2 separate regions of the Homo sapiens genome follow, and region 2 is linked to region 1. Evidence: chromatin loops called from intact Hi-C (ENCODE). Cell type or tissue: heart left ventricle. All regions are shown on one strand. Links, peaks and the distances in the headings refer to the core of each region. The heading gives the core; the rest is flanking DNA. Region 1 overlaps ARRB1 (arrestin beta 1). Region 2 has its middle 6.6 kb from the start of GDPD5.

Region 1 (10,263 bases), core at 3,532-6,031:
CCTGAGAAGTAAACAAGTCTGTGAGTGCAAATGCCTCCCCAGCCATCCCTGCTGGTATTCGTTATGCAGACGCTGGCACCATCTGCAGTGGTTGGGATTTTCTACTCTTTAGGGATTATATGTTACTCTGGTTCTAGATCACTTCACTTTACCATCAGGAATCTATGCCTCATAGCTCTGATTTTTTTGAAAAAATCAACAGTGGATATGAAAAATATCCAGTAACCAGAGAAAGCTTGATCTAATCATAGCATGTTCACCTATAGGACATTAAAAACTATTTCAAAGGCCATGTAGTAACATTTTAAAAATATTTTCAGTTGCAAGAAATACTGATTGGAATTATACATAAACAAATACACATATACATGTAAAATTATATCAGGTATAATTGCCCCAAGAAATTACTTGCAGGGCCAGGAAAAAAAAATGTGTATGTCTTTGAATGGGAGCATTTACTTCCTTTAGGTAAGTAAAGATGTTTCACTTCAGATCTCTCCACTTGCCTTAGCTGCCAACAAGCCTGGGACAAAGTTCGATCCATGCTCAACCATAGCAGTTCTCCTCAAACCTAGATGATTTTTTTGTGTGTAATTATTCTCTGCACTCCCACACACAACCCCTTTTTCCCAATGAGTTGGATTACCCCTTTATCAGACAAGAGCTGTGTACCTAGTGCCTTACCCACTTTGCCCTGGCTACCAGGAAGCCAAGAACAAAGTATTTCCCTTCAACCTAGGTTTCTTGTACAACGTAATTATTTCTTCTCACAACCCCAATCCCCTTACATTCATTAGCTATTGTTTTGTCACTCTAGTTTTAGTGGGTCTCTTCCTTGACTGTAGCATGCATTTTCTTGAAGCTAAATCAGGTGGATGGTTTCTAAAAGGCTCTTCGGGATCATCTACTCTGAGTGGCAAGGAAGTCTGAGGCCCAGCCCTCTGCCAGGTGGAGAAGAGCCACCTGGACCTGTAACAGGACACCTAGAGCTTCTCTTTTTCCCACCCAATCCCATACGCCCAAGGCCAGACTTGTGCCCACTTACTCAGCCTCTTCCATGGCAACAGGGCACTTGTACTGAGCTGTGTTGAAAAGGCAGATGTCTGCATACTGGCGCACTAGGGAGGGAGAGGAATCAAGGTGGAGTGAGTCGGGAATGTAGCTCCCATGGAGTCTCACAGGCGTCCCCGGGTTGGGGATATTCAGCCCCAGGCAATGGCCAGAGGCCACCAGTGGGGACTTCTGCATAAGACCACCCCTGTCTTACATCCAAAGGGTAGCCCCAAACACACCCATTTCCTTCCATAACCAAAGCCTTCCCCTCAAGGACAGCTTTGTCCAGAACCCAAGAAACTGAAGAGGTGGCTTAAAGAGCAAACTCATTACCTAGCCAATAAGCAGCCTGCCTTACCCAACTCAAAAGCTTTGCCCTGTGGCTCAGAGCAGGCCCTGGGCTTCAGTGGCTATTTTTTATACAAGGCTGTTAACAAGGGGAGATACTTCAGCCACCCCCAGCCCTTGGGAAGATTGCCTCTCGCTGTCCCCTAAGCTGACCCTCTGTCTGGGATACCTGAGATCTTGATCTTCTTCACCGTCTTGTTGGTGTTGTTGGTGACGTGGACGTTGACGCTGATGGGTTCTCCATGGTAATAGATCTGGGGGGCATAAGAAGGGACGGGGTTGGCTGGGAGGACAGCAAGGTTCTAGGGAAAGGGGAGGGAGAAAAGCCCCCACGCGATCTTCTGGGGTTCCCCAGACCTTGCGCAGACCTTCAGAAGGGTCTGCTGCTCCCATCTGAAGTCCATCACATCCCTCAGGTTCATGCCCCCTCTGCCACTCCTTTAGGCCCAAGAGGCTTCTCCGAATCCCCCAAGGCATTGTGACATTTGCCCCAAGTTCATCAGCCACTTCCCACTGCTGCTAAGGTGGCATGAAAGCCACCAAGCACATTAGCCTTCAGTTCCCTGGTGGGACCCTTGAAAGATAACGGAATTGGAAGGTGATAGTCCTGGGCTCCAGCCCTGGCTTGGCCAGCAGTAATTGTGACAACAATAACAACAATAACATTGACGATGATGAAAGCAGTGTGACCGTGGGTAGGTTATCTAAGCCTCAGGGTCTCCCTCTGTGCAACGAAGGGGTTGGACTAGGTGATGTCTGAAGTCCCTGCCAGCTCTAAATTCTGTCCACAGAAGGATCTGGAAGAAGCAGGGAAAGGTGAGGATGGGCTCACCAGCTCACTGAGGGAGCCAGCTCTGAATCCCTACAAAAAGACCTCAACTTGCATCTTGCCCCAAGGCACTTCCCTTCAGCCATGCCCCGAGAGAGAGGGGGTGCCCACACCTTGAGGAGGGGCCAGCCTAAGCTCACAGCAGTCAGCTGGGTTTGATTCAGAGTTTGAGGGGAGGCCCTTCCTTCTGCAGGGCTTGTCGCCCTGACGCTCAGTGTTTGGCAGGAAGGTCACGGCCCCCCACCGTGCCCCCTCTGCAATGCTGGTTGACCTTCAGCACTCGGCCTGAGGCAGGCAGCTGGTGGAGGTGTGGGGGAGATGTCCAGGACCTTCAGGAAGGTCTGCTCCTCACTTCGGAAGTCCATCACATCTCTCAAGTTCATGCCCCCTTTGCCACTCCTTTAGGCCCAAGAGGCTTCTCCAAATCCCCCATGAGAGGTCTCAGATTCCCTGACCCCTGTGGTCCTTGGGCTGGGGATAGAAGCTCCTACCTGAGGCATCCTTGCAGGCCAGGAGAGAGCTGGGATCTGAGGCCCAGGCCCTGGTGGAGCAGCCCCCACCCCCTGCCAAGTCCGAGCCTCCTACCTCCTTATCCAGAGAGGCTTCTAGGTGCAAGGGCTTGTCCGACATGAGGAACTGCCTGGTGGTCTCGGCTGTGGGCTGGGGGCCAGGCCTCTCTGGGGCATACTGAACCTTCCGGATGACCAGACGCACAGAATTCCTAATGGAGATGGGCGGAGTGAAAGAGGACCAGGGTCACCTGCCTTCATCCCCTCTCCTTGCGAGCCTCACATCATTCTCCTGCTCAAGAGACTGGCATGGCTCTCCATCACCTTAGAATCCAGCCAAACTGCAGAGATCAGCATAGGGGTCTGTCACCATCTGGCTCCATTCCATCCTCCCCTGTTCTGTCCCAGAAGTGCCCTGTGGCTGCACTTCATTTGGTCCTGGTACCCAGCAGGATGCTGAAACAGGGACTACATTTTTCACCTCCTGCTTCCCTATGTCACCAAATAGGTAACATTGTCACTTCCTGACTCCCTATGTCACCATACACAAATAGTGTCCCTCTGTCATCTATTTTGGTGACATAGGACACTATTTGTGTAAGTTCTTTAAGGACAGAAATTTGTGTCTAAGGTGTTCACAGCTGTACTCTCAGCACCTATGACTGTGCCTGCCATATAATAAACAACTGCCAGATATCTATTATGTAAAACTATGCAGAGGGGACAGCGGTCTCAAGAAGAAATGGGGCTTGGGGAGGCGTTGGGGTTCAGGGAGGAGGCGTGGATTCAGTCAGGGGGATGCAAGCCAGTGAAGGGGACAAGCCCAGGGAGGGGAGAAGGCCCATGGATGAGACTGGCTCCATGAAGATTACAGGGGATCAGGGAGCAAATGAGGATCTGGTGAGGGAGGGGGACTTGGTGAGGCCGTCTCTGTGGCATGCTGGGAATGCCGGCATCTCCGTTGCTCAGATAAGCTGCCTCCATTGCCTGTAACCAGGGAGCCAGGGTCAAACTCCCAGCTCTCCTCTTACTAACTATGTGGCCCTGGGTACATTAACCTCTCTCTGCCTCTGTTCCCTAATCTGTAAAGGGTGATGACAGAAGGACCTACCTCTTTTTCTCCTTTTTAAATTTTTATTAATTTATTTATTTTGAGATGGAGTCTCACTCTGTTGCCCAGGCTGGAGTGCAGTGGCGCAATCTCAGCTCACTACAACCTCTGCCTCCCAGCTTCAAGCAATTCTCCTGCCTCGGCCTTCTGAGTAGCTGGGGTTACAGGCATATGCCACCACACCTGCCTAATTTTTGTATTTTCAATAGAGATGGGGTTTCACCATGTTGGCCAGGCTGGTCTGGAACTCCTGGCCTCAAGTAATATGCCTGCCTTCGGCCTTCCAGAGCTCTGGGATTACAGGTGTGAGCCACCACGCCCAGCAAGGACGTACTTCTTAGAGCTGCTGTGAGGATTAAATTAGTTCATACAGCCCAGCACTGTAAATGGTGTCTGGCACCTAATCAGCCCTTGATAAATGATAGCTTCTATATCATTATTATTAGTAACTCCTTGGTGTGGATTTTAAATGTCCCATTGGTGGTAGGGTGAGAGGGGTGGCTCTCGATGTCACCTCCTCTTTCTTGTGCTTACCAAGCCTCCTCCCACATCCCACAGCACCCTTCCTCTTCCCTGGTCTCAGGTCTTAAGAGGAAAAGGGAGACAGAGAAGCAAGGGAGAAAAGTCCCATCTCCTCACACACAGCTGCCAGGGCTGCAGATGCAAATGCATGCAATACACCCTATAGCCACCAGGTGGCAAACTCAGCCCACGCCCTAAAAAGGCTGCTGTGCCCTCAGCCAACCTCCTCTGGGACCAGTGCCTCTGGATGCAGGCACATCAGCGTCGAGGGCCCACCAGCTATTCCAGGAGGCAGACAGAGCACAGCCCGACCCAGGAGGGGCAGGCATGAGACATCCGGGCCAGCTGTTTCTGGCTGCCAGCCTGGGCTCTCTGTCTGCCCGGGCTGTTCTTCTCCAGAGAACGCTTCCCATCTCTTAGATGTGGGCCGACCTCCCTGTCACTCTCCCCTGGATGGGTTCACTATCTCCACTTCCTCCTCACTTAGAAGCTGCCATTGACACACACTCCACTCCTGCTGAACGCCTCCCAGGAGGAAAACTGGAAAATGAGAATGGTCAGGAAACAGCCTGCTCACTGTTTAACACAATCTGAATTTAGGGTTTTTCCAAAACAAATTAAAAAGACATGCAGTCTGGAGGGGATGAAATGAGAGGCAGGGAGATGAGGGAGGAAGCTGCCACAATGGTGCAAAGGAGAAGATGCTGCAGCCTGAACCCAGGCAGTCGAAGCCACCTCCCCAAGGAAGCCCTCCGTGACCTCCCAGCTTCCAGAGTGCCCTTCCAAGGCTGGAATGTGCGCCCCTCCTCACACACTTCCAGGTATTGTTACTTATCTCCTCTTGGACTTTGCCCATCCTGTCTCCCTCCCTCACCCAGCAGGCGGCCCACACCCTGGCATCCTACTCACCGCTTGTGGATCTTCTCCTCCAAATTCTCCGCGCAGAAGGCTTTGACTTCATAGTCCACACCGCAAGCCTGTGGGGAAGGGGTCACTGACCACAGGGCCTTGGAGAAGCAGGGTCCCCAGTACACAGCCAGCCCACCTCTCATTTTACAAACGAGGACACTGGACAGGAACACCAAGCTCCCACAGCCCAGCCTTCCTTGGTCTGGAAGAAGCGGGGGAACGCCCTTGTGCTCAGCCCCAATGCTGTGCTGCCTCCTCCATCTGACATGGGACATCTCGAACCACCCAAACGGGGCTCTGCTCTTTGGATTCCTGCCTCAGTCTGGGTGGCCGTCCTCATCCAGGCAGCTGCCCAGAAATAGCAACAGGCACCTGAGCAGACTGGGGGCGCCTACTACTGTGTGCACACCCGGCCCTGGGTGGCTTATCCGGTATTCCTCTAACAAGACAAGGAGGCACGTGCTGTTATCTCCATCTTGCAGATGAGGAAGCTGGGCTCAAAGCTCTGGAGCTAGTGGTGTCACTTCTCTCCAACCCTCAGTTTCCCCATCTGTGAAATGGGGATGATCGCACTTTGATTCCAGGTTGCCAGGGGTTACATGAGGCCAGGTGTAGGTCCTCAGAACACTTTGGTCCTGTTGCAGCCAACGCCACCCAGGAGAGCCTCCAGACCCATCACTGAATGGGAGAGTGAGGCTGACCCCGTACCTGCTGCCCTGTCTGAAGAGAGACTGGTTGTCCAAGGTGGGACCAGCTTAGCCTAGACACAAAGACTGTTCAACAGGGAGAGTGGTCCTGTGTGTCCAGCACCTCCCAGGGAGAAAGCCAGGGACCTGGGGACATGAGACTCCTGGAGCCAGAGAGATGGTCCCCTTGGGGTGACCTACCTTCCCCGTGTCTTCGGGCCCCGGCTGCAGTGTCACAGAACATGGAAGGTTTGGAGGGATCTGTCAAGAAGAGGACAGAACGAGCCACCTGTCACATCCACCACTGTCCTGTCTCATGTATTGCAGCCCAGACACTCCCATACACCCATCAGACCAAGGGCCCCAGGGGACAGGCCATGTCTATCCCATCAGACCATGCCAAGCCATGCCCCATCTAAAACTCTTTAGATAAAGAGCTTTCTTTATCTAAAGGGTTTGGCCCAGCCCAGTCCTCGCAGCAATGGTTTAAATAGATCTTTCTATGATGTCTACTGTGGTTGGCAGAATAATGTTCCCCAAAGATGTCCACACCCTAATCGCCCAAACCTGGGACCTTAATGACAAAAGTGACTTTGCAGATCCAATTAAGGCCTTGAGATGGGGACCGTATCCTGGATGATTTTGGTGGGCCTAGTATAATCACAAGAGTCCTTAGAAGTGGAAGCAGGGGGCAGAAATGTCTGAGCCACAGTGATGGGATGTACAAAAGACTCAACGGCCACTGCTGGCTTTGACAATGGAGGAAGGCACTGTGAGCCAAGGAAAGCAATGCTGGAAAAGGTGGACGCTCCCCGAGGGCCTCCAGAGGAGCCAGCCCTGCCACGCCTCCATGGTAGCCCACTGAGACCTGTTTTGGGACTTCTGACCTCCAGAGCTGTAAGCTCATACATCTGTGTTGTTTTAATTGCTGCCGAGTTTGTGGCAATCTGTTTCAGCAGCCATAGGGAGCTAACATGTCTACGTAGAAAAGGTGACTCCATGACCCTCTCCACTCTCTCAGCCTCCAAGAAAGGGAGAGACCACACTGAATCTCAGAATCAGAGAGCCTAAGAAACTTGAGATTTTGAAATCCAGCATCTTAAAGTCTCTGATTTGAAAGGTGGTGGGGCAGACAGATCACCTACTTGCCATCCCTCTCTTGCGAGCTGGGTTGCTGCCGGGCAAGTGGGGAGCTGATCTGAGCGGGAAACCCCTTGCAGTGATGCAGGGTCCAGAAAGGGCTCTTTCTTTCTCTGAAGCCCCTTAGCACCCCCTTTCTCCCACCAATGACCTGGCCTCAGAAGGGTCTGAGGAGTAGCCCAAAGGTACAGGTGACAAACCCCAGCAGGGGCTGGAGAAGAGACACTTACCAGGTAACACAGGTGACAGTGCCCCAGGTCCCAGCATACACTGGGAAACTGGGTGGCAGGGAGCAGCTGACCCTCACCGCCCTCTTATGCCCACCCCAGAGGGCTTCCTAGAGGTGGCATTTCTGGAATGGGGCCCCAGGGATGGCAGTTCCTGACCTCAAAGGTGAAAGGGTAAGCGTGCTCGCCCAGCTTCTTGATGAGGCGTTCCTGCAGCCGCGTCAGGGGCTTCTTGTCCTCGGGGGCCGGTGGGAACGACTGTACGTTGGCCACAAACAGGTCCTTGCGAAAGGTCAGGCCCAGGACATCCAGGTCCTCCCGGCCATAGCGGAAGGCGCAGGTCAGCGTCACATAGACTGTGGGGAGCGAGGAGCACTGAGGAGGGGCCTGGGAGAGCAGCAAGCGAGCCCCCCAGAGTGCCGGCAGCAGCCCTGGGACGGGCCCCACTGGAGGCCCCAAGCCTGTCCCAAGCTCTGTGGGGATGGCTGCACTGTCTCCACCAGGAGGGCTGGTAGTGAGTACCGGAAGGATGCCATGGCCTGGCCCCTGGGAGGAGGAGGGGGCTGCCTGCTGAGCCAGCTCTGTCCTTCCCCCTCCCACCTCTCCCCAGGGCATATGTGGAGGGGTATGGAAACGGTCTGACAGGCTTGGCGGGGGCTGGAGTAGTCTGGCAGGCCTGGGGTGGGGGTAGGGGACCTGGGGAAGGAGCAGGGAGTTGTGGGGGCAGGGCAAGTGCTGGGTGGTATCTGGACGGCAAGCGTCTTGTCACAGCTCAGTCTGCACTCTTGTCTTCCTGCGCATTGATACTGCCCCGGTATCAATGTTCTGTTCTGTTAAAGAAGAACCTACTCCTACCCTGCTGGCATCCCCAGCCTTGCCACAGTCATGACATATTGATGTGAAAGTGCTCAGGGCATGGGGAAACCTTCTCCCAAAGTAAGCTTGGGGCAGGGCCGTCCCAGGCTGGAGGAGGCAACGGCATCTGTAGAGGTATTTGTTGGGGCTTTCAGGGGAACCAGTGGGGATGGGCAGGGAGTTCCTATGCTAGAGGTCCGGGGGGAAGAGGAGGCGGCCCTTGACAGGCTGGGGATGGGGGCCACAGCCTACCTCTCCGCTCTTTGAGATACTCAGGATCCACCAGGACCACACCATCTGGGGAAAGGACAGAGAGTAAGCGGCCTCTCCCAACCTGGTCTCCCAAACCTCTGTGCCCCAAACACCAGCCCAAGCCCAGATCCAACCATCTGTTCATCTAAAATCATCCTGAGAAAAATGGAAAGGCGGGCACCTAGAGGGTGGCACTGCCCACCTCCACCACGCTCCACCCTTCCCCCATCCCAGGCCAGTATAACAGACCCAGCTGGTGACTTTAGGCAGGTTAGAGACCATTTCTGTTTCTTCATCTGCTAGTAAGAATAATAACCTAGGTCCGAAACTCCTAGAACCAGGTATTCTTTGGAATTTAGAAATTGCGAAGTATAGAGAGGCAAAATGGGCCGGGCGTGGTGGGTCATGCACATAATCCCAACACTTTGGGAGGCTGAGGTGGGCGGATCACTTGAGGCCAAGAGTTCAAGACCAGCCTGGCCAACATGGTGAAACATCAACTCTACTATAAATACAAAAATAGCTGGGCATGGTGGCGGGCCCCTGTAGTTCCAGCTACTCGGGAGACTGAAGCAAGAGAATCACCTGAACCTGGGAGGCAGAGGCTGCAGTGAGCTGAGATCATCCCACTGCACTCCAGCCTGGGCAACAGAGCGAGACTCTGTCTCAAAATAAAATAAAATAAAATAAAATAGGCAAAATGGTACATGTTCCATATATTCTGTAATGACCTCTGCAAGATCTGTACCTTATTATTAAAGCCATTAATACCTCTGTAGGAAAACACAAATATTCTCACCAAGAGGCTAAATAAGGCATAAATAGCCTCGCATCAGTTTGGGTCAGGTTTGCCAATAAATGAATTCTGCATTAAACTTGGAAGCAATGTTAGGTTTTCAGAGCTTGGGCTTGGCACATGTGGATTGGGGGTTGTGATCTGCAGTGCCTCCCTCATGGGGCTCCCGTGACGACTGAATGGGTACATGTGTGAATGTGCATATGTGTACAGCGCTTAGACAGTGCCAAGCACTCGAGAGCACTCTGCAGATTGTGGAAGGCGCCTCAGTGCCCTGAGGCCTGCCCTTGGGGGCAGAGTCCAGCTGGACACAAAGGACATCTCTGCTCAGCACCCCAGGAGGCCAGAAACACTGGCTCAGGGTCACCCCCTTGGCTGACATCCCCTGTCTATCTTTGGCCAAACCTTTCTTTCCTCTCTCTCTCCCCCTACCCTCTAACCCATTGTCACTTCACTGCTGGTGGAAGAGGAGGGCCAGGATGGATCATCAATGTCCTGTTGGGCAGGCCAGTGGGCTTGGACTTGTGTGCAGGTTTGGTGGGGAACCGGTAAGCATAGGGAGGGTGTGATCAGATCAAGCCAAATGGCAGCGTCACTATGGGAGAAGAATCTCTCACAGTGAGTCCCTGATCAGCTCTGCACAGTGCCCCAGAGTTCTCGGGGATACCAGGGCTCACAAGGGGCCTGGCACAAAGGGGGTGCTCTGTGAACACCTGCTGAACAGCTCTCAGGGTGCCTGCGTGTGTTGGGGGCTGGTTTCCTGCCCCTGTCCTCTCCCAGTCTCTGGGCCACCTCTGCTGCTGTCCTTAGTAGGCCAATGGACATGGACAACCCTGGCCTCAGAGGGCCCACTGGAAATGACAACATGAAGCAGCCACAGATGAACACCAGGATGCCTGCTCCCGGCCTCTGAGAGGCCACCTCAGGGAGAAGATGCCAATGGCAAAGGGACACTGAGCTTCAGAAGACACCAAACAGCATCCCAGGCAGGGCTGGAGGGGAGAATTGGGGGTGTTCTGCTCTAGG
Region 2 (10,263 bases), core at 4,033-6,532, 250 kb after region 1:
GCCTCTGTTTCCTCATCTATAAAAGAAGAATAAAGGTGCTACTTGGCAGGGAACCAGGTGAGGGACTGGGCAGGCAGCAGGCTTCAGAGGGTGAAGCATGGGCATTCCCTGCAAAAGAAATGGCATCAGACTATGGCTGAGAGACTGGTTGGAAGAACAAAGAAGAGGGTGAGCTGGAGGCTGAAGTTCAGGCTGCGGACTTGAGGGTGCCCTGTCTTCTTCAGGCCCAGGGGTTGGGAGTAGGCAAGTTGGGCCCAGGAAGTTGGGACTGGTCTCTGGAGCCTGAGGGCTGGGAGAAGGCAGTTTTGCCTTTACTTGTTGAACTTGACGCTAAGAAACCTTGTGGCCCTTCCCTCTGTCCAGAGCCCTCTCTGGCTCCCGGTTGCCAGCATGACCAAGCCCTACATCCCTAGCCTGGCGTTCCAGCCCCTTTGTTATTGCTCTCTGCCTGCTGACTCCACCAGCCTCATCTCCCCATTGCTTACTTCCCTCTCTACTTGCGCCAACTTCTCTCAGCTCCATCAGCAAGCAGGATGCATTCTGTCTCCATGCAGTTGTCTCCTCCATGTGTTGCTTTGCTGTTCCCCTTCTCTCTGGAGTTAATTCTCATTTCTCTGCTGGGCTGAAGGGCAGAACCTCTAGGCCAAATGCTCATCTGTTCTCTTCACTGCTGTATCCCCAGAGCCTAGCACGGAGCCTGGCACATAGTAGGTGCCAAGTAAACAATTGTTGAATAAATGACCCATCTCTCATGAGATTTATCAAGATTTATCTCCACCAAGATTTATCACCACCTCCGAGAAGCCTTCCTGAACTCCCCCAGGCTGCCTGCCTTTGGTCTGGGCTCCCTCAGCTTGAAGGTTCTGTAATGATTGATTTCCATGTCTGGTTTCCCTCCCACCCGCCACCATCCAGCCTGGTACATGGCCTGCCCTTGTGAGATCTCGGCACTGGGAGATGAATGAGGCTCTCAGAGAGTTCTCTGGCTGCCCCTGCTGCGAGAGCCTCCTTAGCTGGGTCAGATGAGCAGGATGTCAGAATAAAAGGAGATTTTCAGAACAGACCCTCCATGACCCCTGAGGCGCTGGGGGTGTGTGAGGGGGAGGCATGCCCAAGGTCGTCAGGAGGTGACTAGCAAACAGGTCTCAAGACACCCACATTTGCCCTCTGGCCACTCTTCCAAAGGGGAGGGAGTCTTGTGAGCTGGGGAATCTGGCCTTTTGGTGGCCAAGGAGTTCCATGAAGCATGACAGAGGTGGTCATGGTGGCTGGTCTGGGCGGTGGTCGAGGGTGAGGCTACACGGAAACATTAGCCTTTTCTGCCTGATGCCCTACTTCTCCCAAGAACCTTCTACCTTCCTTACATTCTTCTCACCGGAGGCAGCAGCTTCAGCTTCGGGCCCCAGGGCTGTTAAACGCAGCTCCTCCCATTCTTATGGCAGATAGACATTCACTTTCACGTCTACATTTATATTAGTATTTTGCAGTTTTTCTTAAACAGGGCCACTGAATTGTATGAGGCTCCACACCCCTGGAGATCTACTTCCAACAAATCCTTCCACTGCGTCCATATATGCAGGTCCTGTGTGAGGCGTTGGCAGGGACGCTCTGCCCTCCTGCAGCTCCCTGTCTGGTGGGGTGATTGGGCTCCACTGAGCTCATTGAGCCCTCAAAATGCTTCATGCCTTCCTACCCCTCTGCCTCCGTCCCTGCCAGCCTGGAGTCCTTTCCCTGTCCCTCCTGCCTGCATGTGTCCCGCTTGCCTAGTGGATTTTCTCCATCCTTCAAGGCCCTTCTCACAAGCTGATGCCTCTGAGAACCCTGCCCACTTCTCCCAGTGACAAGCACAGCCTCTTCCTTTGGAGCCTGTGGCACCGAAGGCCCTTTGCCTCTTCTGATGCCTTTGGATCTGGGCTGCTGTTGATGGGTCAATTTTCCCACCAGATTATGAGCTTTTGGAGGGCAAGGGGTGGAGTCTGATTTCTCGCTGCCCGAGTCCCTCATTCACCAATGTTTCCTGAGTTGGACCAAGTCCTATACCAAACATTGGGTATCCAGGGATGGGACAATCAGATGAGAACCTGCCCTCATCATCGAGGAGCCCCCAGTCCCAGAGCTGTCTGCATGGAAATGTGTACCAAGTGCTTTCTGAACAGAGGAGGCTGCCTGATTCAGCTGGAGGAGGGCAAGCTGGGTCAAGGGCAGCTTCACAGGGAGGGTGACACTTGGGTATTTAAGAAGCAGAACTTATCAAGATAAGGAGGGAAGCGTCTTCTGGGCAGACGGAACATTGAGCGCAAAGGCATGAAAGTGGGAATGGGCAGGTGGAGGGTGAGAAGTTAGTGTATTTAGGGCAACAGAAATGACGGAGGGAGAAGTGGGTTGCACAACAGAGCAGTTAGAGCACAGACTCTGGAGCCACATGGCCTAGGTTCGAATCCTGACACTACCAAGTGCTAGCTCTGTTGTTACTCAGTGCCTCAGTTTCCTTATCTGTAGAGTGGGGATAATCCCAGTACTTACTTTGTAGGATATTTATAAGGATTAAGTGAGTTAATTTTTGTAAGGCACCTAGGGTAGTGTTGATGACACACGTAAGTTCCTAGTGAGTGTTAGGTAAATGAGGGGGAGCCGGAGAGGCCATGATAGGTGGGGTTCATGTTTGGAATTTATCTGGAGGACATTGGAGCATTAGCAAGGAGGGAGTGTGAAGGGGAGTGGGAAGCTTGGCTTGGACCCAGCCTGCTCTGCCCACTCACGCACATCCAGAGGGCATCCCTGGGACCCCCACCTGCCTGCCCCTCCTGCTCTCTGGTCTTCCACTGCCCTCAGTGGCCCTGTGGCCTCAACTAACCTCAGCTGATGTATAACAGGGCTGTAGGAGCTGGGGCCACACCTACCCCAGTACACCTGGGGGAAACTTTATGTTCCAGTTTATTGCCAAAGGAGGTCAAGTAGGGGTCCCGAGGGGATCCGGGACACATGTGCAGGGTGAGCATCTGAGCTGTAGCCTGGCTTAACGCATGGTGGATTTGGTAAGAGTGTGTATGTGGAATGGGGAGTGGAGAGGGGCTGGAGGCACTTGCCTGGCCTGGAGAGCTGGTTGGATGTAGGGCACTGTGGGCTGTGATGCTGTGGGCTTGGGAGCCAGGTGCACATCCTGGCCCAGTCACCTTCCCTCTCTGTGCCTGAGATTCCTGTGGGTAAAAGGGAGATGAAAATAGTAGCTCCTTCAGGCCGGTTAGCTCAGTTGGGAAAAAAAAGAAAAAGAAAATAGTGGCTACTTCAAAGGTGGTAAGGATGAAAAGATCAAATGTTCAGTCAGTGAGGCCTGAGGTACATGGTGTATATCTGGGAGACCAAAATCAATTCTGTAGTACCAAGGCCGAAAGGTCAAGAGAGACTGTGGCTGGAGAGCCAGGCAGAGGGACGTGCCACACAAGGTCTTAGTCAAGAGTTGGCCTCTGTGCTGAGGGTGGAGGGGAGCCATGGGAGGGTTTCACAGGGACAACAAGGTCATATGTGCTTCTCAGAGATCACTGAGGTAGACAGACTGGGGCCTGTGTTAAGAGTCAAGGTGACAAGGAGAGGCGCGGGTCTGAGCCTGGGCCCCGGCTGTGGCCCAAGTGGGTGGGAGGCATCCCAGAACATCTACAGGGAAAGAGGCTCGAGCTACTGATTTGTGTCCACGTAGGGCAAGAGTGAGCTAGAAATGCCTGGGTGACTCCCAGGGCCCAGCTGGTGGTGCCATTTCCTGGGGTGGGGAGCCTGGAGATGCAGGTATGGGGAAAGGTGATGATGTGGCTTGGGGACACAGTGAGTTTGAGGGACCATTGGGAGATACATGGGATATTCCTCGGTAGAGCTCTGGGGGGCGGGGCCGGGCTTGAGTCCACCTCTTGGGAATGGACAGCCTTTGGGAGGAGAGGCTGAGTAGCCCCTGGGAGGGAAGCGTGGCTCACCACGGATGAAAACCAACAGGGAGGGGATGGGCAGGGGCAGGGGCCTGAGGAGGAGCCCTCTGAGGGGAAGAAGAGGACAGAGGGGAGCAGACAGTGAGAGGAGAGTGTGCAGGGAGAGGTTAGCCAGGGCCGGGAGGGCCAGGATGGAGGTGTCCCCTGGGGTGGGCCATTGGGACTGTGGGTGACTTGGGAAGGGTGATGTGCATAGGGTGGGAGGCAGGAGCAGGGGCTCACTTGGTGACATGGTGGACAGCCCCTTTCAGGGCAGCTGGCAGGGCAACATGGTTGGATGGCAGCTGGCGGGGAAGGCAGAGGCAGAGGAGGGTTTTGGTTTTGGTGTTGGTTCCTGGAGGAGGGCTTCAGTTAAAGCTCTGTGAATAAGGGAGGGGCAGGAAGCTGACCTGGGACTGAGGAGAGGCTGTATTTGGGGGTTGGGGGTGAGGACCACAGTGGGGACAGGAGAGACAGAGCTGAAGCAGCCCCTTCTCACTTCGTAGAGGGGGCTTTGGGAAATGTCTGTGTCAAGTTAATAAAAAATGATATCATGGCTGGGTGGGGTAGCTGACACATGTAATCCCAGCACTTTGGGAGGCCAAGGCGGATGGATCACTTGAGGCCAGGGGTTTGAGACCAGCCTGGCCAACATAGTGAAACCCCATCTCTACTAAAAATACAAAAATTAGCCACGTGTGGTGGTGCATGCCTGTAGTCCCAGCTACTTGGGAAGCATGAGGCATGAGGTGGAGGCTGCAGAGAGCTGAGATCGTGCCACTTCACTCCACCCTGGGAGACCCTGTCTCAAAAAAAAAAAGATACCTGACCCCCTTTCTCATTCTCCTGGATCACTGTTCAGGCTCCAGTCTTGCAAGGCTGGGGAGCTTCACATTCCTTTCTGACCCCAGATCCTGGAAGCTTCCTCTCCCACCAGGTCTTGTCGCCAGCCAGTGGGAATAACCGAGGTCACCATAATGCCATGCTGACCCTTCCCCAGAGCCTTTGGATGCTCACTAGAAGAACTATCTGCTTTGTCCCCACCATTGTCAGTTGCCGGGGACTGCTTCCCTCCAACCCCCACCATGAACTTGCCAGATTGATTTCTGTGTCGCAGCACAGGGTGTGGCCACACCCAGTAGGCACTCAATACCTTTAACTGTAGAAATGCAGAGGGAATGCCTTCATTTGGCTGCCTCTGCTGCCCCCTGCTGTCTGAGACTGGTTGGTACAACATTAAAGGGCTGGTTCTGGAACTTAATGGTTTCGGGACCCCTTTTCTTGCCTAAAAATTATTGAGGACCCCAAAGAACATCTGTTTATACGTTTTATGTCTATTGGTATTTACAGTAATATAAATTTAAATTGATATGTTTTTAAAATATTCATATTATATGATTAAAATAATAAATGTAGTGTAACAACATATTTTTAGAAAAAATATTTCCCAAAATAAAAAATTAATGAGAAAAGTGGCATTATTTTATATGTTTACAAATTTCTTTAATGTCTTGATAGAAGACAGCTGGATTTTCAAACACACTTCTGCATTTAATCTGATGCAATATGTTGTTTTAAGTGAAGTTTATGAAGAAAATACAGGCTTACGCAAATACATAGTTGTAAAAGGGATATGTTAACAGCCCTTTCAAATAATTGTGGCTATTCTTTTTTTTATTTTTTAGAGGCAGGATCTTGCTCTGTTGGCCAGGCTGGAGTGCAGTGGCATGATCATAGCTCACTGTAACCTCAAACTCTTGGGCTCAAGTGATCCTTTCACCTCAGCCTCCCAAGTAGCAAGGACTACAGGTACTCACCACCACACTCAGCTCATTTTTCTTTTTTTTGGTACAGATGGGGTCTCACTATGTTGCCCAGGCTGGTCTTTTCCTGGCCTCAAGCAATCCTCCTGCCTCAGCTTCCCTAAGTGCTGGGATTACAGGTGTGAACTACTGAGCCTGGCTATTCTTTTTTGATACTAGCCAAAACTTGACAAGTGCTGTTTTTTTTTTTTGAAGGTTAGTTGTGATTAGAATCTGAAATCTAGCCGGGCGCAGTGGCTCATGCCTGTAATCCCAGCACTTTGGGAGGCTGAGGTGGGTGGATCACGAGGTCAGGAGTTCGAGACCAGCTTGGCCAATATGGTGAAACCCCGTCTCTACTAAAAATACAAAAATTAGCTGGGCATGGTGGCGCCTGCCTGTAGTCCCAGCTGCTCGGGAGGCTGAGGCAGGAGAATCTCTTGAACCCGGGAGGCGGAGGTTGCAGTGAGCCAAGATTCTGCCACTGCACTCAGTCTCAAAAAAAAAAAAAAAAATCTGAAATCCTATCAATGAAATTTTTATGTTCAATTACATTAAAATACATTAGACTCTTTCGCATTTTGGATATATCTTTTGCCCAAGCATGATGTTATAACTTAATGCACTGGCTGTTTGGAAAAAAATGGTTCACCAAGTTATGCAGGTCTTTCAAATATTGACAAATATTAGTATACTATGTTTTAAAAATCACATTAGTTAATATCAACACCGATCTCATCAGAGAAGTCTTTAAGTATTGGGAAGCTGCCAAGGTCACAGTGGTGAACACAAGGTTTCTAAAATTCCAATTTTCACTTGAGCTTGGGTTTCATCATTAGCAATAAATACTGTCAGTTTGCTGTGAAATGACAGATTCATTTTATTCATTCTTGAGAAAATGTCTGCCAGAGACTCAAGTCTGCATAAGCATAATTTATCTGTCAGTATTTCTTTCAGGTCAAAATGGTGTTCCATGAAAAAAAAAAAGTGACTAGTTAAGCTCACAGTTCAAACAAGTGCAAATGCTTTTCTGGAGACAACCATTGTGCTGCATCGGATATGGCAGAAGTGCTCTATGTTGCTTCCCAGAATATTAAAAAGATGTATACTCAAGGACCAGTATATTGTGAATGGGATCATTTTTATTGCTGCATCAAAGACTTTCCTGGTCGATGTTGGCAGTGTTTTCCTATGAGGGCGTGGCAGTGAAAAATGCGATGACTTCCTGTACATCGCATTGGAGGCCGCCACGTTGGCTTTTGCACCGTCAGGGAAATGTCAACCCAGCAAAAAAGGCAAATGATGCCTTAGTCTCATTATGAAAAGAGTTTTGACCTTGCAGACTTCCCCAGCAGGGTCTGTACTTGGCATTCATGTTTTAATTTAACGTTCTCATACCAGAAGCAGGGCTCAGTCACCCTTGACACAGTTTCCAATACTATGCCCCACCCGAATGGCTCCAGCTGGTGGCTGGAGATAAAACTTAGAGGCTTCTCTCCCACCTAGCAGGCTGGCTCCTGGCCTTCCCGCTCTCTCCTTTAAACGGACCATTCAGACATGAGCTTGTCAACTGGAAGTGACCACCTCTCAGTCACAGTGTGACCAACTGGAACTAGTGCCTGCTTGCTTTAAACCTACCAATTAAAGCTCCCTGAGGGAAAGCTGGACACCCTCGACCCAATATAGGCAGTGGCCCATGGGTCTTGTCTCTTCCTGCCTGCACTCCCTGACGTGTGTGTGTGTGTGTGTGTGTGTGTGTGTCCGTGTGTGAGAGAGAGACAGAGACACCTCTGTTGTGCCCTCCAGGGTGTGTAAGTACTAAACATTTTTACACTTTCACACTGTGGTTTTATCCCCTGAAGGTGAGGCCACTGAAGGACCCATGCAGGTGGGTCCCCTCCCTACTGGCGCTCTTTTTTTTTGAGCCCCTCCACTGTTGGGAACAGCTACCAGTTAAGTTGATAGAGTTTCCTTCAAAACATAGCCCTGACACCCTCTCAGAACAGAGGGGCCTCCTTATCTCCAGGAGCAGCAGGGGAGGGGGAAGGAAGAGGAGAGTTGAGAGAAGACACCTGCCCCTCTCATCATGTGCTTAAGAGGCACCCATGGGCACTGTTCAGGGCCGAAAATTAGAAATACCCCAACCAGCCAGTACCATGGGGGTGGTGATAGGAACCCTGGCTTCCTAGAATAACTCAGTTCCAGGAACCTGTGCTGAGGGCCCAGTCCATGCCAGACCTGAGGCTGGCACTAGAGATGCAAAATGCAATCAGACCCTGCCCCCTCCCCTTGAGGAGTGTTCAGTTTAGTGGGGGAGAGAAGGGTGCCACATCAGTAATAAAAACAGACCCCTTTATTTTTGTTAACTTTACCAAATGAAATTTTATAAATTCAAAGTGCCATCTACTGCTTCCTCCCGGGTTCTCTTCTTTCCCCCAGCACCCCTGCCCCCCAACACCAGGTTCTCTTCTGTAACACTCAACGCGAGGGTCCGAGGCTTCATTCTTGAAGTCAGTGAGACCAAGAACCCTCCAATTCCGGACACAGCGTCACCCTTATTATACAACAGGCTGTTTTCCTATGCTGTCCAAAACTGCATCGATTCCCCCTAAAGCCGCTCCTTCAGTATTCTCCATCTCTGTGACAGATCCCAACATCCTAGACATCACCCCCTATAGCCCGTCAGTCACAGAGATGCAGGGAAGGGAATTCTAAAGCTACTGGAGGCCAGGCATGGTGGCTCACGCCTATAAGCCCAGCACTTTGGGAGGCCGAGGCGGGCGGATCACTTGAGGTCAAGAGTTCAAGACCAGTCTGACCAACATGGTGAAACCCCGTCTCTACTAAAAATACAAAAATTAGCTGGGCCTGGTGGCGCGCGCCTGTAATTCCAGCCACTCGGGAGGCTGAGGGATGAGAATCACTTGAACCCAGGAGGTGGAAGTTGAGGTGAGCTGAGATTGCACCACTGCACTCCAGCCTGTGTGATGGAGTGACAGAAAGGGAGGGAGGGAGGGAGGGAGGAAGGAAGGAAGGAGGGGAGGAAGAGAACAAAAGAAAAAAAGAGAAAGCAAGCTAGCTACTGGAGTGTCCAGGCTCCCAACTCTGGAGTTTCTATCTCCTGAACATCTAAACATTTTTCCATCCACTCCTTGACCCTGTGGCTCCCATAATCACCTCCAAGGCCAGTGCCCATCATGTCAGCCTCTTCGGTGCTCTCCCTGCCTCCTCTCTTGCCCTCTCCTATCCACTTCCCACTATTTCAGATCTGAGCACAGCATTCTCTTGATTAAAACTCCTCAGTGGCTCCCCTCTCTTGGCTCTCAGCAGCACATGCTGGGCCCTCTACACCCAAGTCAACCTGGAAGGCACAGCTCCCGTGTCTCCTCCTCCAGGAAGCCTCCCTCTGACCATGAGGTGGGCCTACCATCTGGGAAAGGTGGAAGGGAAGGAGGGATTAAGTAGAAAGAGCCTCAGACTGCACTGCAGCTCCGAGAAAGCCTCAGCCAGCCCAGTGGGGAGGCCAGAGCACAAATTAGCTGTTAGAGGCTGGGCGTGGTGGCTCACACCTGTAGTCCCAGCTACTTGGGAGGCTGAGGCAGAAGGATCGCTTGAGCCTGGGAGGCGGAGGTTGCAGTGAGCTGAAATTGTGCCATTGTGCTCCAGCCTGGGCCACAGAGTGATACTCTGGCTCAAAAACAAACAAACAAAACAAAAACAAACAAACAAACAAAAAACAGAGGAGACATCTGCTGGGCAGAAACGGCCAGACCTCCTTCTCCCACTGAGCTGAGTCATTGGCTAGGGCTGCCCAAGGAGAAAGTGGCCTTGTCAGGAACACAGCAGTAGATCCCAGGGTGTTGCTGCTGGGATCTGTTGCTAACGACACTCCTGCTCTACACTCTCTTAAAGGAAGATCTGAGTGGCAAACCTCCATGGCTTGATGGATGTTAAAGTTGGAAGGAATTTAAGAGATGCTCTAGGCCAGCCGCTGTCACATTTTACAGATGAGAAAACTGAGGTTGGCCAGAGGAAGTGACTTGCCCAAAGCCACCCAGCATGTAAACCAATATGCAAACCCAGGTTCTGACACCCAAGTCTGCGCTCTTCTGAATCATTGCTGACTCAGAGTCACAGTGGGGCTAGAGGGCAGTGGGAGGAGAGTGGCAAGGTATGACTTCAGGACGCGGCTCAGGTGTCACTTCCTCACAGAAGCCCTGCCTGGACCCAAGCTCTTCTCTGGGCTCCCCGAGGCCTCTATCCACTCATTTACCAGTCAGTTCTGTGAATGTCAGCTTGTGTGTCTGCTTCCATGAGGCCATGTCCCCAGCACCCAGCATGGGACCCGGAACATCGTGCTACATGTGAAGGTACACGCCTCTGGTTTCTACTGCCCTCTCTGGCAGCTCAACCCTCCAGGACAGAAGAGCAATCGGTTCCGCTATTCGTTGCTTCCTTCCTTTCTTCCTGCTTTAAATAAATGTATACTGAGTGATTACTTCATACAG

Evidence for each region. Peaks named below come from ENCODE experiments on the same cell type or tissue, not always from the same donor. Only the 100,000 strongest peaks of a DNase experiment are listed, where the experiment ranks them.
Region 2: a loop joins it to region 1, with 4 times the contacts of the local background. A loop is called at or near these places in 60 of 110 quality-filtered maps.

The regions. Positions count from the first base shown.
Region 1 is chr11:75,275,794-75,286,056 of GRCh38, forward strand. ARRB1 (arrestin beta 1) reads right to left here. Exons shown (of 16, transcript NM_004041.5): 4 at 8,442-8,486; 5 at 7,494-7,690; 6 at 6,169-6,228; 7 at 5,282-5,349; 8 at 2,816-2,951; 9 at 1,571-1,655; 10 at 1,046-1,118. Among named protein-coding and RNA genes, the nearest start is that of TPBGL, 40 kb to the left of the region's middle. RefSeq lists enhancers at 2,085-2,585, 4,168-5,043. In heart left ventricle, for the core only: CTCF peaks have their summits at 4,534 (motif pointing right) and 4,743; DNase peaks (open chromatin) are centred at 4,598 and 5,148; H3K27ac peaks cover 631 bases.
Region 2 is chr11:75,527,398-75,537,660 of GRCh38, forward strand. No RefSeq gene overlaps it. Among named protein-coding and RNA genes, the nearest start is that of GDPD5, 6.6 kb to the left of the region's middle. RefSeq lists enhancers at 4,251-5,067, 10,075-10,124, silencers at 5,025-5,104, 9,585-10,085 and a cis regulatory region at 6,827-8,013. In heart left ventricle, for the core only: a CTCF peak has its summit at 5,161 (motif pointing left); a DNase peak (open chromatin) is centred at 5,124.